Linked DNA regions of Homo sapiens: all the other regions are linked to region 1. A link is a contact called in ENCODE Hi-C or POLR2A ChIA-PET data. All regions are on one chromosome and are shown on one strand. Each heading gives the region's core, a stretch centred on a gene start or an enhancer-like site at or near the end of the contact. The rest is flanking DNA. Distances are from core to core; before and after follow the strand shown.

What was found. Hi-C counts contacts between places; a loop is a spot of excess contacts on that map. ChIA-PET counts read pairs that join two places held with the same protein, here RNA polymerase II (POLR2A). Pooled maps may share reads with other maps.
Region 2: a pooled map shows a loop between it and region 1 (5-fold over the local background). The contact joins two enhancer-like sites. A Hi-C loop is called at or near these places in 5 of 37 single-sample maps with no recorded cell type and 2 of 50 pooled maps. POLR2A ChIA-PET finds 5 or more read pairs at or near these places in 1 of 52 experiments (activated T-cell).
Region 3: a map with no recorded cell type shows a loop between it and region 1 (2.3-fold over the local background). The contact joins two enhancer-like sites. A Hi-C loop is called at or near these places in 2 of 37 single-sample maps with no recorded cell type and 2 of 50 pooled maps. POLR2A ChIA-PET finds 5 or more read pairs at or near these places in 1 of 52 experiments (H1).
Region 4: a loop to region 1 is called in a map with no recorded cell type, with 3 times the contacts of the local background. The contact joins two enhancer-like sites. A Hi-C loop is called at or near these places in 2 of 37 single-sample maps with no recorded cell type and 2 of 50 pooled maps.
Region 5: a map with no recorded cell type shows a loop between it and region 1 (2.2-fold over the local background). The contact joins two enhancer-like sites. A Hi-C loop is called at or near these places in 2 of 37 single-sample maps with no recorded cell type and 2 of 50 pooled maps.

What each region holds. Positions count from the first base shown.
Region 1 is chr20:10,938,338-10,941,051 of GRCh38, forward strand. No RefSeq gene overlaps it. Among named protein-coding and RNA genes, the nearest start is that of LINC02871, 87 kb to the right of the region's middle. Within about 2 kb of position 1,399, at least 2 of the 41 ENCODE cell types and tissues checked have a DNase peak (open chromatin) inside an H3K27ac peak, as active enhancers do.
Region 2 is chr20:10,467,287-10,470,000 of GRCh38, forward strand. The region is part of intron 2 of SLX4IP (SLX4 interacting protein); the gene reads left to right. Among named protein-coding and RNA genes, the nearest start is that of SLX4IP, 33 kb to the left of the region's middle. Within about 2 kb of position 1,362, at least 5 of the 41 ENCODE cell types and tissues checked have a DNase peak (open chromatin) inside an H3K27ac peak, as active enhancers do.
Region 3 is chr20:11,385,943-11,388,656 of GRCh38, forward strand. All of the region lies in intron 1 of LOC105372529 (a long non-coding RNA gene), which reads right to left. Among named protein-coding and RNA genes, the nearest start is that of LINC02871, 360 kb to the left of the region's middle. Within about 2 kb of position 1,394, at least 2 of the 41 ENCODE cell types and tissues checked have a DNase peak (open chromatin) inside an H3K27ac peak, as active enhancers do.
Region 4 is chr20:10,597,645-10,600,358 of GRCh38, forward strand. SLX4IP (SLX4 interacting protein) reads left to right here. Exons shown (of 8, transcript NM_001009608.3): 5 at 1,031-1,108. Among named protein-coding and RNA genes, the nearest start is that of MIR6870, 51 kb to the right of the region's middle. RefSeq lists an enhancer at 369-1,568. Within about 2 kb of position 1,332, at least 8 of the 41 ENCODE cell types and tissues checked have a DNase peak (open chromatin) inside an H3K27ac peak, as active enhancers do.
Region 5 is chr20:11,228,591-11,231,304 of GRCh38, forward strand. No RefSeq gene overlaps it. Among named protein-coding and RNA genes, the nearest start is that of LINC02871, 200 kb to the left of the region's middle. Within about 2 kb of position 1,326, at least 15 of the 41 ENCODE cell types and tissues checked have a DNase peak (open chromatin) inside an H3K27ac peak, as active enhancers do.

The DNA.
Region 1 (2,714 bases), core at 149-2,648:
CTGCTCTGATCCTGGTGGATCTCCTCTGACTTCCAGCTGGGTTGGTCAATGGGAGGTGGCATGAGGAGATGCAAGTACTGGAGGAAATGATGGGGCACTTATTCTCTGGCTTCCTCTCTGCCCCTTAATCATGTATTGGCTGATCCTGCCATGGAAGGCCATAGCTCTTTTTGGCCAGCCCTCCCCTATAGCTACCATTCAGCATTCCAGTAACTGTCCCCAACTCTTCCCCTTCCTGGCTCAGGGTTAAAAAAGAGGCTCCCTCTCTTGCCATTTTCTGTTGGTTTTCTGAACCCTTCCCAAACACTATAAATAGTCCCTTCCTTAAACTCAGTTTGTGTGTGCCATCATTTCCCTGCAGGATCCAGTATACAGTCCTCAGCAGATTTAAATCATGGATGCTTTAGAATACTGCAAGCCTGTAAGTAAAGGAGATGCTCTCCTGCAATGGCTCACTTTTCTACCTTTGGCTGTGAAGTGAGATGTGCAACACACTCTAGGAACCCCCCGCCTCAATCCAGTAACTTAATCTGAGTCCCCCCTTCATTCTGCAGATCTGAGCTGTATATAAAAAGGTAATTGGAAATAATCATTTATTATTGTGTTTTAACTTAAAAACTGTCTTCTAAAAGTGTAAGAAATAGATTTACTCTGCTAAAGTATAGTTAAGACTAATTTATATTTTTAATCTCAAAATGGCAGAAGTGCTTTCGAACTTGGAATACAGGGCAATGACTCCTTCCCCTTGTATTATACAGACTTGACTTGAAAGGAGACACTTAGGTCCATTGAAACTTCTCAGTTTTGTCGATCAAAAGGATCAAAGTCAAGGGGATAAGCCTGAGACAGGACACTGAGTGTTTCATAAAGGAAAGAGAAATGAGGCTGGATGCCAATTATCCTAGAATTCAATGGTTTCAATTTCAAACAAGGTAGGAATCAAAAGTCCTTTTAAAAAATTGAACAATTATTATATTCCAACAAAAGATTAGGTAGGATGAACCTGAATTTGAAGATAAAAAGACATAGGTATTTCTTTAAAAGGAATAACACTGAGCTTGTCCTGTATTATTCTGGCGAGTCTTTGCAATGAAGGAAGAGCTGACGCTGTTTTTTGGTGACTCAACTTTCTTCAACTAGATTAGGCTTAGAGACTGTCAAGAGTGATATTTCAACCAGAAAATCCAATGACAGTTATTCTTTATGTATGTGACTGGGTGAAATAGTGTGACCAGATGATCATAAGCTCTTTTGTATATAAATATGGAACAGTTTAGGCTTGTAACTATAGCTTCTCTTTGAAGGATTTGTCTTCTTAATAAGAACAATAACCATTTTTCATTTATTGAGTATTAAAGTTGAACAAATATGGCTAAGAACCCCTGCTGTGGGAAATGCCTGCAGGTGATTCATAGACAACTCAATAAATAACATATTGTGCAATAGTTTCCCCTTTCAATGATCTTTCAGGCCTTCAGATTATATTAAGGAGTCAGTTTTAGTTTGTTGATACCATATTTCCTTGATTCTAGGGTGTATATAGTTTTACATGATACCATCATTGGAATTGGAGGGGGTCTTATAATTTGACATTTCCCAAAATGTTGCCAGTCATATGTCAGTAAGATGCGATTGGATTGTCATTGTGTGCCTGAACTTCATTTTGGTTACTCTTCATACTGTTGTCACTTTTGTGTCTAAATAGGTCTAGAAGAGTCCTTTTAATAAGCACTACCTATAGTTTCTATGTGAGAACAGAGAATTATGTCATAGCTTAATGGACAGCAGTTTCTTTTTTTCTTTGTGTAACATCATATAATAATGTGTCTTACCTTCCATGGCATCGTAGAGTCTATGAAATGCTCACTTTGAGGCCTGGTGATCGACGGAATGGTCTTGCCAAGCTGAGGAGCAGGCTGAACTGAAGTCATGCATTGGCAATCAGGGTAGAGCCAAGGAGACTTCTTCAGGACAGGGAGAGCAACTGCATCAAACCATAAGTTAGAGGACCACGTGACCTTGGTCAAACTGATCAACTTCTCTAAGCCTCAGTGACACTTTTACTAAATGGAAATAACAATAATATCTACCTTGGTAAGCTGTAAAAATTAGATAAGAATGTGTTTATAAATATGTTTTTATGCAATTATGCCTAGAGACATTTTATAATGTTATTGTTCATAACAATATACAAGAATTTGTCCTACAGAAGGAGGATGGTTGGATGATTATGTATCCACATAATAGATGTTAATGCAGTGCATAAACACAATATGTAAGAGGACATTTATGATACAGGGAGACGTACAAGATGAAATATTAACCATCGAAAGGAGGTTACATAAACAAATATATTAAAAAATAAAACAAGTAATTTTATTTTTTTAAATTTTTTACTCACCACTATACAAATGAGGAAAAACAAGTAATTTTAATGTGTTTTGTAAGTTGTATGTGTAAAATATTACTACTAAAATACAAACAATAATAAGTGCATTTTCTATTACAATATATAAAGCAAGTTCCCCTACATTTTCCCATTTCATTTTCTCATTGAAACTCTAAAGTGCCAGGTGTGCTACCAGGAAATGACATCAAACTTAGAGAGTGGCTGAATGTTCACAATGGCTGCTGTCAGCTGTGTCTTCATCCATGGCAATGTATGAGTTAATGTCCAGGTCTGAGGTGAGGGGAGTGGGACACCTGCAGGGCCA
Region 2 (2,714 bases), core at 112-2,611, 470 kb before region 1:
CTGATTTTTCTACACATTTTAAGAAAGAATAAAACTGAAGTGCCTAAACAGAATAAATCACAAACATTTTAAATGGTTATATTCCTTACTGGAAATAACTTTGGAGTGTGCAACCTTTGTCCCGAAGAATGATTTTACAGAGATTTGTCCCTGTGAAACTTTTAAAGTGAAAGAAGTACCTCTATATTTCTTCTCCTGATACTTAAAGTCTGCATCTTCCAATTCCTCCTTAATTTCATGTATTCCTTGTAAGAGCTTTATGTTTTAAAGACATACAGGGTCAATGCGAGTTTGCAGAGTGGTTGATGCTATGCCCAAACTAACATAGGATGCTGTTTTCCCATTCAGTATCATTGTTCTATTGCTTTGCTCATGCTGGAAGCTGTATTTAAGTAAGTATGTGCTGATTTCGTGAAAGAATTGAAATAAAATTAGTAAAAGTTTTCACACCAGCAGTCACCCAATGAGTTTTATCTCAGGCTTAGAGCTTTTAGATACCTTCTCACTCTGTAAGGCATCTGCTCTGAGTGTTGATGACTTTGAAACAAAGTTCTTGGACTTGAAATTAATTTTTTTTTTCTAAGAGTTCTCTCTGCCTTTCTGGCCAGACACCCAGTTTTCTAGGCTTCATTTTCCCAGTCCTTTCCTCATGTGATAATAGATAAACTAGTCTGTTCTTTTTTTGGATGACTAAAAATGTGTAAATACAGCTCTGGCTTCTTATCCTCCTTTTTAGTCTCAACTTTCCACCTGCCTCCAAGAAGTTTCTGCCTACATTGATCCCTAAAACTTCAAACAAAGAACTGAGTTTATCATGGCTTTCATCTAAGCTGATTTTTGCTTTGAAAGTCTCTGATGCTGCCTCCACACACCCTGGGCTTGCCAAATGATGTCTCGTCCTTCATTCTTTAGTCACTTACTAAACGCATTCCTGCTCTGCAGAGCATCTTGAATTTACTCCTCTTAGAAATTCAAGCCTTTATTGTCCTTGTTTTTATGTCCATGTTAATCTCTGAGGACCTCTGTGCCTCTCTTCTCTTACCATTCCAGTTCATCTAGACAAGTGCCAGGGTAATGTTTTCTTAACATCATATTCATCATGTTACTTCCTTGCTTAGGTGATCAGGGTAATTCCTTTTGTTTAAATGGATCTAATCTGAACTCTCCAGCTAGACGTAAGGCATTCTGATAATTACTCTCCCCTTCCTTTTTAACTTGGACCCATGTTTGTTTTCATCTTGGAACTGGGGAACGTGGCCCACTTATTCCTGTGAAACTAATGCATTTGCATTTCCTGCAGTCATCTGGCTTTTCTGTGGTTTTCCCTCTGTTTGCTATCTCTCACCTTTTCTTCCTTGGTCCACACCCTTCAGCTTTTTCCAAGCTTGACCAGTGAATGACTTGCTTTTTCTTTGTTACACATCTAAACCTTTCCCATATTGATTTCTCTCTTGCTATGTGTTTTTTTGACTGTTATGTGCAGTTTATGTTATGTTTTATATATATTTCCAATTTGTTTTCTTTCCTAAGAACATCATCTTGAGGTGATATACATCTGCTTTTATATACATTATGCCTAGCCACATTCCCTGGGAAGAAGGAGCTGTCCTATGCTTCTTTCATATCTGCACAGACCTTGAATAATCTAAAGCAGGGGTGTCCAATCTTTTGGCTTCCCTGGGCCACACTGGAAGAAGAATTGTCTTGGGCCACACATAAAATACACTTATACTAACAATAGCTTTAAAAAAAAATCGCAAAAAAAATCTCATAATGTTTTAAGAAAGTTTACACATTTGTGTTGGGCTGCATTCAAAGCCATCCTGGGCAGCGAGTTGGACAAGTGTGGTCTAAAGCATTTCTGAAGTGCCCAGTACCCCCCACTTTCCTTGTCCCAAAGATGACAAGTTTCTTCGTCTTGGCTCATAGAGAACAGGGAAGTCACTCCAGCTTTGGATTATTTCTTACTGGTCTTTTTTTCAGTTCCAGTCAGGGAATGTTGTAATCTTCAATTTGTGGTATATTTGTTTTTTTAAAAAAAAAATCATCTCAACCTATTTCTCCTTTTAGGAGTCCACAGTTCCACTTTGAAAATATTTTTAATAATTCTTTTGAAAATAATCTCTATTAATAATCAAGATGACAATCCATAGAATTTGCTTCTATATGCTTCAGAAAAGTAAAATGTTTCAGTATAATGGTTTTGATTGTCTAGACATTATATTTTATTTTAATAATTTCTTAGTGTTAGACCTTGATACTTTTAATTTTTTCCAACATATGTACAAAGCATGTGTTTTTATTACTTATTCTAGTGTAAAAATTAATTCTTACCAGAAAAGTAAACTCAGGATCTCTTACCAAATAGATGAACTCAGTAAGCACCTTGGATTCTCTCTGAGGGCTGTAGGGGGCATCATTGTTCCAATGTTTTATAAAGTATCTTCCCGCTGTGATCTAAAGAAGCACAGCAACTAAAGTGCTTTTACAGTCGTTGGCTCGTGCCCACGTTACTATGACATCCTAAATGCCTGTTTGTTTGCCTGGTGGTTGTATGTGCACACTTGCATCCCTAGCCTTTTATGAATGTGTATATTTAGATTGCTTCTGTCATAGAGTCCTCCTCACTAGGATGTACCACCACCAAACACCGAGGGAAGACAGTCCCAACGACGAAAACTATCCAAAGTGGCCCCAGGGAAAGCATTCTCAGA
Region 3 (2,714 bases), core at 144-2,643, 450 kb after region 1:
AATTTTCACCATTAAGCATAATGTTTGCCATAATTTTTAAAGATATTGTTTATCTGGTTAAGTAAATCATTGTTTTTCCTATTATTGCTAAAGATATCTGTATATGTATATTTACATATATATATTTAGCCACAAGTGAATGCTAATTTTATCCAAACACTCTTTTTCATATCTATTTAGATAATCATATAGGTTTTTTCTTTTAATATGTTAATAAAGTAGATAATATAATCTTACTTTCTAATGTTAAACTAATTGTATTCCTGGGATAAAACCAACTTAACCAAAAATTATTTACTTTTTTTTTTTTTTTTGAGACAGAGTCTCACTCTGTTGCCCAGGCTAGAGTGCAATGGCATAACCTTGGCTCACTGCAATATCCGCCTCCCAGGGTTAAGCAATTCTCCTCCCAAGGAGCTGTGATTACAGACATGCGCCACCACACCCGGCTAGTTTTTGTATTTTTAGTAGAGATGGGGTTTCACCATGTTGGCCAGGCTGGTCTCAAACTCCTGACCTCAAGTGATCTGCCTACCTCAATCTCCCAAAGTGTTGAGATTACAGGCGTAAGCCACCACGCTTAGCCTAAAAAAAGTTTACTTTTAATGTATTATAGAATTTGATTTGACAGATACTATTTAATATTTTTATATCTGTGTTTATAAGTGACACTAGACAGTAAGTTTAATACTCTCCTTGTCTGATTTTGATATTGACATTTCCCTAATCTCAAAAAATCAGCTGTGAGATGTTTCCTCTTTTTCTGTATTCTGAGAGTTTTTGTAAGATTGGAGTTAGCCATTTATAAAATTTTTGGTAAAACTTGTTATTTAGTATTTGATAAAATAAGGATAGATTACTTTTTAAATAACAGTTTTAGATTAACAGAAAACTTGAAAAGATAGTCAGAATTGCAATGGGCTTTGCATCATTTCCCTTATTATTAACAGGTTATATTAATATGGCATATTTGTCACAACTAATGAACCTATATTGACCCATATTATTAATTTAGGTTGTTAATTTATTCAGATTTCCTCAGATCTTACCTAATGTCTGTTTTCTGTTCCAGCATCTGATCTGGGAAACCACACTGCATTTAGTTATCATGACTTATTTGGCTGTGACAAATTCCCAGACTGTCCTTCCTTGACAGTTTTGGAGAGTACAGTTCAGGTAATTTTGTAGACTATCTCCTATTGGCATTTGTGTGGTGTTTTCCTCATGATTAGACTGGGGTTATTAGTTTTTTAGGAGAAAGAGCTTAAGGAGAAAATGTTGCATCATATGAAGGTTACACAGTATCAACATGATTTATTCATTGTTGATGTTGACCTTGCTAACCTGGCTGAGGCAGTCTTTGTCAGGCATATTCTTTTCTTCTTTTAAAAGTAGAAGAGTCTTTTGCAAAGTGTGGACCATGAGTCAGAACATTCACGTCATCTGGGAGTTTGTTAGGAATGCAAAATCTCAAACTTCATCACAGATAACTGAAACAGAATATGCAGGTTTACCAGATCCTATGTGATTCATATTTTTTTTTTTAGACGGAGTCCCACTTTGTCATTCAGGCTGGAGTGCAGTGGCACAATGTTGACTCACTGCAACCTCTGACTCCTGGTTTCAAGTGATTCTCCTACCTCAACCTCCCAAGTAGCTGGAATTACAGGCATGTGTCACTACCCCCAGCTAATTTTTGTATATTTAGTAGAGACAGGGTTTCACCATGTTGGCCAGGCTGGTCTCAAATTCCTGACCTCAAGCCATTCACCTGCCTTGGCCTCCCAAAGTGGTGGGATTACAGGAGTGAGCCACTGTGCTCAGTCTCATATTCTTTTTAACATTTGAAAGAACTGCTTTAAGATAATCTAGAGCAGATTTTATCAAACTTTTTTTATAGAGAGCCCAATAACAAACATTTTCAGCTTTGTGAGCTATAGGTTCTTTGTCACAACTTTTCGATTCAGCCCTTTTAGGAGAAAGTATCCAAAGACAATGCATAAATGGCATAGAGTTTAAGTCCTTACTTAACTTCGTCAATAAATTCTTGGAAACTATGTGTATTAGCCTGTTCTCATGCTGTTAATAAAGACATACCTGAGAGTGGGTAATTTATAAAGGGAAGAGGTTTAATTGACTCACAGTTCCACACGTCTGGGGAGACAACGAATCATGGCAGAAGGCGAACGAGGTGCAAAGGCATGTCTTACATGGTGGCAGGCAAGAGAACATGTGCAGGGTAACTGCCCTTTATAAAACCATCAGATCTCACGAGACTTATTCACTATCATGAGAACAGGATGGGGGAAACAGCCCCATGGTTCAATTCTCTCTACCTGGTCCCTCCCATGACAGGTGGGGATTATGGGAACCACAATTCAAGATGAGATTTGGGTGGGGACACAAAGTCTAACCATATCACTATGACTTTAAGTGAAACAACATACGGCAGGTCCTCAAATAACATTTCTTTTTTCAAAGCCTAATGATAAGGAAAAAACATGTTTTTTTTATAAGTGGTTTTGCTTAAAGTTACATTTTCAAAGAACCTATTGGTGACTTACTGTATTTTTTTTGGAAAAACTTATAGACACTAAAATTTGAATTTGAAATTGGAAATAAAATGAAAACTTGAAATGTGTTGTGAAATATTCTTATTACCTCTTAAAAATTTAAAAAACATTTCAAATAAAAATTTTAAAACCTTTAAAAAT
Region 4 (2,714 bases), core at 82-2,581, 340 kb before region 1:
ATATCCCCATTAAAAAATTTACTGTTGATGGATATTTGCATTGGTTCCAGGTTGAGACTATTGTGAAGAGTGCTATTGTGAACACTGTATGTTCATGCCTAAGTTCAGCTTTAGATACTCAAGCATTTTTTTCAAAGTGGCTGTACCAATTTGTACTCCTGCCAGCAGCGTATGAGAATTCCAGTTGTCCTGCATTCTTGCCAACACTTTATGCTCTGTCTCTTTCACTTAGGCCACTCTGGTGAGTTGGAGAAATTATTTTTTTACTCATGTCATATTTCTTTTAATCTCATTCTATATGAAGATTTTGACATACTTGAATTAATTTATTTACAGGCAAAATACATCCATGTTCAAATAGGTATGAACTGCTTCTTTTTATGAGCTAATAAGCAGTGAGTATGAGAAGGTGGCTAAGATCTATTCGCAAGCTCCGACTGAATTATCCCATCTGAAAGTACGTTAGACCTCATTTATTTCGTTTTACAGTTGAAGTAACTGAGGGACTTCAGGGACTAGGGACTATGCCAGCGTCATAGTCAGGCCTCCTGGAAGAGGCAAGATAGTAATGTTCACCCTTGCCTCTCAAGAGAAGCCCTCTGTTAATTCCTTTATTCTTTCATTTACTAATTATTATTATTTTAGATAGAGTCTCGCTCTGTCACTCAGGCTGGCGTGCAGTGATCTTAGCTCACTACAACCTCCACTTCCCAGGTTCAAGTGATTCTTCTGCCTCAGCCTCCTGAGTAGCTGGGATTACAGGTGCCCGCCACCTCACCCGGCTAGTTTTTGTATTTTTAATAGAGACAGGGTTTCACCATGTTGGCCAGGCTGGTCTCGAACTCCTGACCTCAAGTGATCCGCCTGCCTCGGCCTCCCGAATTGTTGGGATTACAGGCGTGAGTCATCACACTCAGCTTCATTTGCTAAATAACTATTGAATGTGTCTTTTATGGCAGGCACTGGGCTGAACTCCAGAGATTTAGCGGCAAACAAACTTAACTTAGTGATGTTCCCTTTCACTTTCCAGGTTATGGCTTTCAAATCACAGCCTATTTCCTCAAGAGAGGGATACGCCTTCGCTGCATCAGGAGCACACAGAATGCTGGTAAGAAGCCGATTTCTTGGTTTGTCAGACATTTCACACAATCTGCTTGCCCTAGATAGAGAAGGGATGAAAATTAAGGAGTGGAGAGTCCCACTTGCTTCATTGCCTTCATGTCTTGAGTGTGTCCGAAAGTTTGCGATTTCTTTCCTCCCACCTTGTACTGTGTTTACTGCCTCTCTAAGAACAGTGAGCTGGGCCACATCATGCTTTCCTTTCCTGATGCATCTCAGCACTTTCTTTGAGTTTTCAGAGTGACTCAACACAGTTGAACTATGAATCACTTCAGTATTGTCTGTGCACACCAAAGCCCTGGCATATGGAGCAGGTGTGTACACAAGAAAGCTCTTTCCCAGCCCTGAGCTCTCAGAGCTTTCCCTAGGTGTGTGATGAGGCCACTTTCCCCCATCACTTCCCCAAGTCTAGATGTCCACTAAGGATATGATTTCAAACTTGTCCAGCCAGCAACAGTAAAGTCAGAAGCTAATGATCATTCTCCAGGTTGATCTGAGCACTGGAAAGAAAATTTAGTTCACCTTCCATGGACAATTTCAGTATATATATAAGATATGATATAGGAACTTTAAAAAATTAACATATAGAGGCTTGCTGTGGAATCTTCATGATTATCTGCATTTTCTTAACTGTAAACTCTGCTCGAATATGTTATTCTCTTTTTTGCTGTTATTTGTTTGTTTTTGAGACAAGTTCTCACTCTGTCACTCAGGCTGGAGTACAGTGGTGCAATCATGGCTCACTGCAGCCTCCTAAGTAGCTGGGACCACAGGTGTGTGCCACCATGCCTGGCTTTTTTTTTTTTTGTAATTTTTGGTAGAGAAGGGGTCTCACTATGTTGCAGCTGGTCTCAAACTCCTGGGGTCAAGCTGTACTCCCGCCTTGGCCTCCTAAGGTGCTGGGATTACAGGCATGAGCCAGCATGCCCAGCCTTAGATATACTGCTTTCTTAACAGGTCCTTCCACTTTGTTCAACTCTCTAGTAAAATAAGTCAGCTAACCTTGCACTTGTGCCCTTTATGGTAAGGACTATCATTGCCTAAATATTTAATTAAATATTAAAATAGTACAACTCTCAATAATGACCTAAACAGAGCAAAAGGGTACAGAAGTTGCTTTCTGTTAATACCTGGCAGCACCAAAATGTTTAAAATCTGCCATTCGAACATTGTTACTTTTCAGAGGAACAAATGCAAATACCGAGGAATTATTTGATAGAACTGATAATTTTGAATTCCAGTTCTGATCCACTAATGAACTGTTGTATTTCAATTTTATGATTTTTTTAGGGGGGGGAGGTGGAAAAATAATGAATTCTGTGGCTCAGTTTCCCTCCCATAAAATGATAAAAAGGCTATATACCATTTATCGCAATAAGATCTTTTAAGAACTAATGAATAAATATTAATTGCTTTGCTAATTTTGTTCTTCTGGCTTTTCAAAATCCACCTCTAGTCACCTAGCCAGATATCATATGCCCACATGGGGTCAAAGTTGAAAAAAACCCAGGCCCCCACCTGAAATGGGGGCTTTCCTCATGAGGAAGGCTAATTGGGAGTGAGACCAGAACAACAGGTTAATCCCTAATCATGGA
Region 5 (2,714 bases), core at 76-2,575, 290 kb after region 1:
AGCCTTGCACACTATTGCTCTTGAAGTGAGTGAAGCAGCATCTGAGTGAACAAACCTGATTTTGCCTGCTGGAGAATAAGAAGTCATGTGGAAGAGGAGCAAGGCTTACCAGCCGACAATCAGCCAGCCCTTGGCAAATGGCCTGCCAACTAGGAGGTATGTGAATGAGGCCATCCTAAACCAGTCAGTTCCTAGCCAAAGCAGCAGCTCAACACAGGCTGATGAGTGAGCACAGCCGAGATCAGGATAGCCTGCTGAGCCTAGGAAAATTGCCCAGGCAACTGTGTTTTGGGATGGTTTTGCACATCAGAATCTAATTGACATAGGACTGATGGCTGCAACTCTCAGCATTCTCCTTGGCAGGCTTCATGAGTAACCTGATACCTCATGAGACCCAGATGACCGAATATTCTAACTCGACTTAGTGTATGGATGTGACTTGGTAGAAGAAGAATTAAAACATGTGACAGATAACACGGCGAAACCCCATCTCTACAAAAAATACAAAAAAATTTAGCTGGGCTTGGTGGCGGGAGCCTGTAGCTCCAGCTTCCCGGAAGGCTGAGAGGCAGGAGAATGACGTGAACCCGGGAGGTGGAGCTTGCTGTGAGCCGAGATCGAGCCACTGCACTCCAGCCTGGGCGACAGAGCGAGATTTTGTCTCAAAAAAAAAAAAAAAAAAAGTGCCAGAAAATTCTGTCATCTTTTTTTGTCACAAGCACGGCAGAGGGAGTTTCTATCTGCATTCCTTTTTGTGCATGTATAATACACCCATGGACTCAATACACAGATGCTTCCAATGTGCAAACATACCACAAAATGTTTCTCTATGGACAATGTGCCACAAAATAAATAGCATAATTTTCAGTTAGAACAAACTAGGTTTCTACCTATATTATTATTGTGTGACCTTGAGAAAAATTATTCCATCTCTTTGAGGCTCAATTTTTTTCCAAATGCAAAATGAGAAAAATAATACTTGCTTTACCATATTAACCGGCACCTTGGGATTACTAAGTTAAAGCACAATATTTGTATCCTGGTTTGAAGTTGGTCTCAAGCTTTTTGAGCCTCCTGCTATTGAGAAGGGTAGTCTATGTCCTGTTCCCTTGAATCTGGGCAGGTTCTGTGTTTGCTTTTACCAACAGAATAAGGTGGAAGGGATGCTGTGCCAGTTTTCAGGCCCAGATGTTAAGGCACTGGCAGCTTCCACCTCCTTTCCATCAGCTTTCACTTCCTGTCTGTTGGAACTCACTTTCAGAGCCCTGAGATCAGCCTTTCAGAAATCCCCACTAATGAGCCAGGCATGGGAGGGAAGCCACCCTGGACCTTCCAAGCTGGTCCAGCTGCCTGCCAAATACCAAGAGTGACCCCAGGTGACGTCACATAGAGCAGCAAAATCAGCCAGAGAAACCCTGCTTGAATTCCTGACTACGAGTCATTACATATAATAAGACAAGTATTGTTTTGAGCCACTCAGATCTGCGGTAGTTTGTTACACAACCATAGATAAGGAGAACAATTTGGTGCAGGGCAGGCCCTTGGGACACAGAGTGACTGAGCCTGAGGAGTTTTCCATACCTAGTGCAGGACTTTCAGTGCTCAAACCTATGAAGTCCCAGGTAAAAGGGAATGAGTTGGTCTCCTTAATATGCTAGAGATTATCATTGTGTTGTACAAAAGCGAAATTAAACAACTTTGTGGTAATTTCATTTCTAGCAAAACTGCACAACGGCCACCGTGAAATTTGATACCTTCATAGGAGATGAGAAATATTTCCTGATGGAAATACTGCATGATGCCGTGTTTCATAGAAGGCAATCTCCTGAAAATCAGTTCTACTTGATTTTCTTATCTATGAGAGGCAACTTTTTGTTTAATAGAGGCTTTCTTTAAAACCCTTATACATGAATAAAAAACAGCAGTGTGAGTCCCCAACAGCATTTCAAATTTAAGTATCAGCAAAGCATTTTTACTGAACATTTGAAATAACTTTTACTGATAACTATCTCCCAGGTCCTGCTAAAATTAGTATCTTTTTGATTGTTATTTGGGAAAGGCTTTTATAATGTGTATAATTACTACCTTATTTTTTCCTAATATAAATTGTAAATTTATTTATATCATTAAATAGTTTAGATTCTATTTGTATAACTGCCAAAATAATGCTCTGTGTTGAAAATTTAGAAATATCCAGAAAAGAATAACAATATGAAAATATTTTAAATAGACAAAGGCATTTTACCTTTAACTGCTCTCCAGTCATCGTTAAAGAAAAGAAAAACAAAAGAAATAAAAAATAAAGGAATCTGCATTGCCAATGACATTGGGAGTTCTTTAAGTCTAAAATGAAGAAAAAGTGTGAAAAAAAATTGATGAGAAGAATGATACTTTGATACTTGGGCAAAATCTAGGGAGGATAAAGGACACCAGTATGTGTCCCTCCCTGCACAGCCCCATGCAATGTCAAGATTTCTACAGAAGCAAGCGAGAGGCTCCTGAATTACATACCAGTGTCTTTTAACTAAATGATGGAAGCCCAAGATTGTGAGTGGTTCATTCATGAAACAGAGGGTTTCCCTATAGACTTAGTCCTACACTGCCCAATGGCAGGAGGCCAAGAGACTCAAGGGGAAACTCATCTTTGCAGTAGACATACTAGACAAAAGTATGCCAATATTTTGAACACTTTTGACTTCTCCTGCCAAATTGCT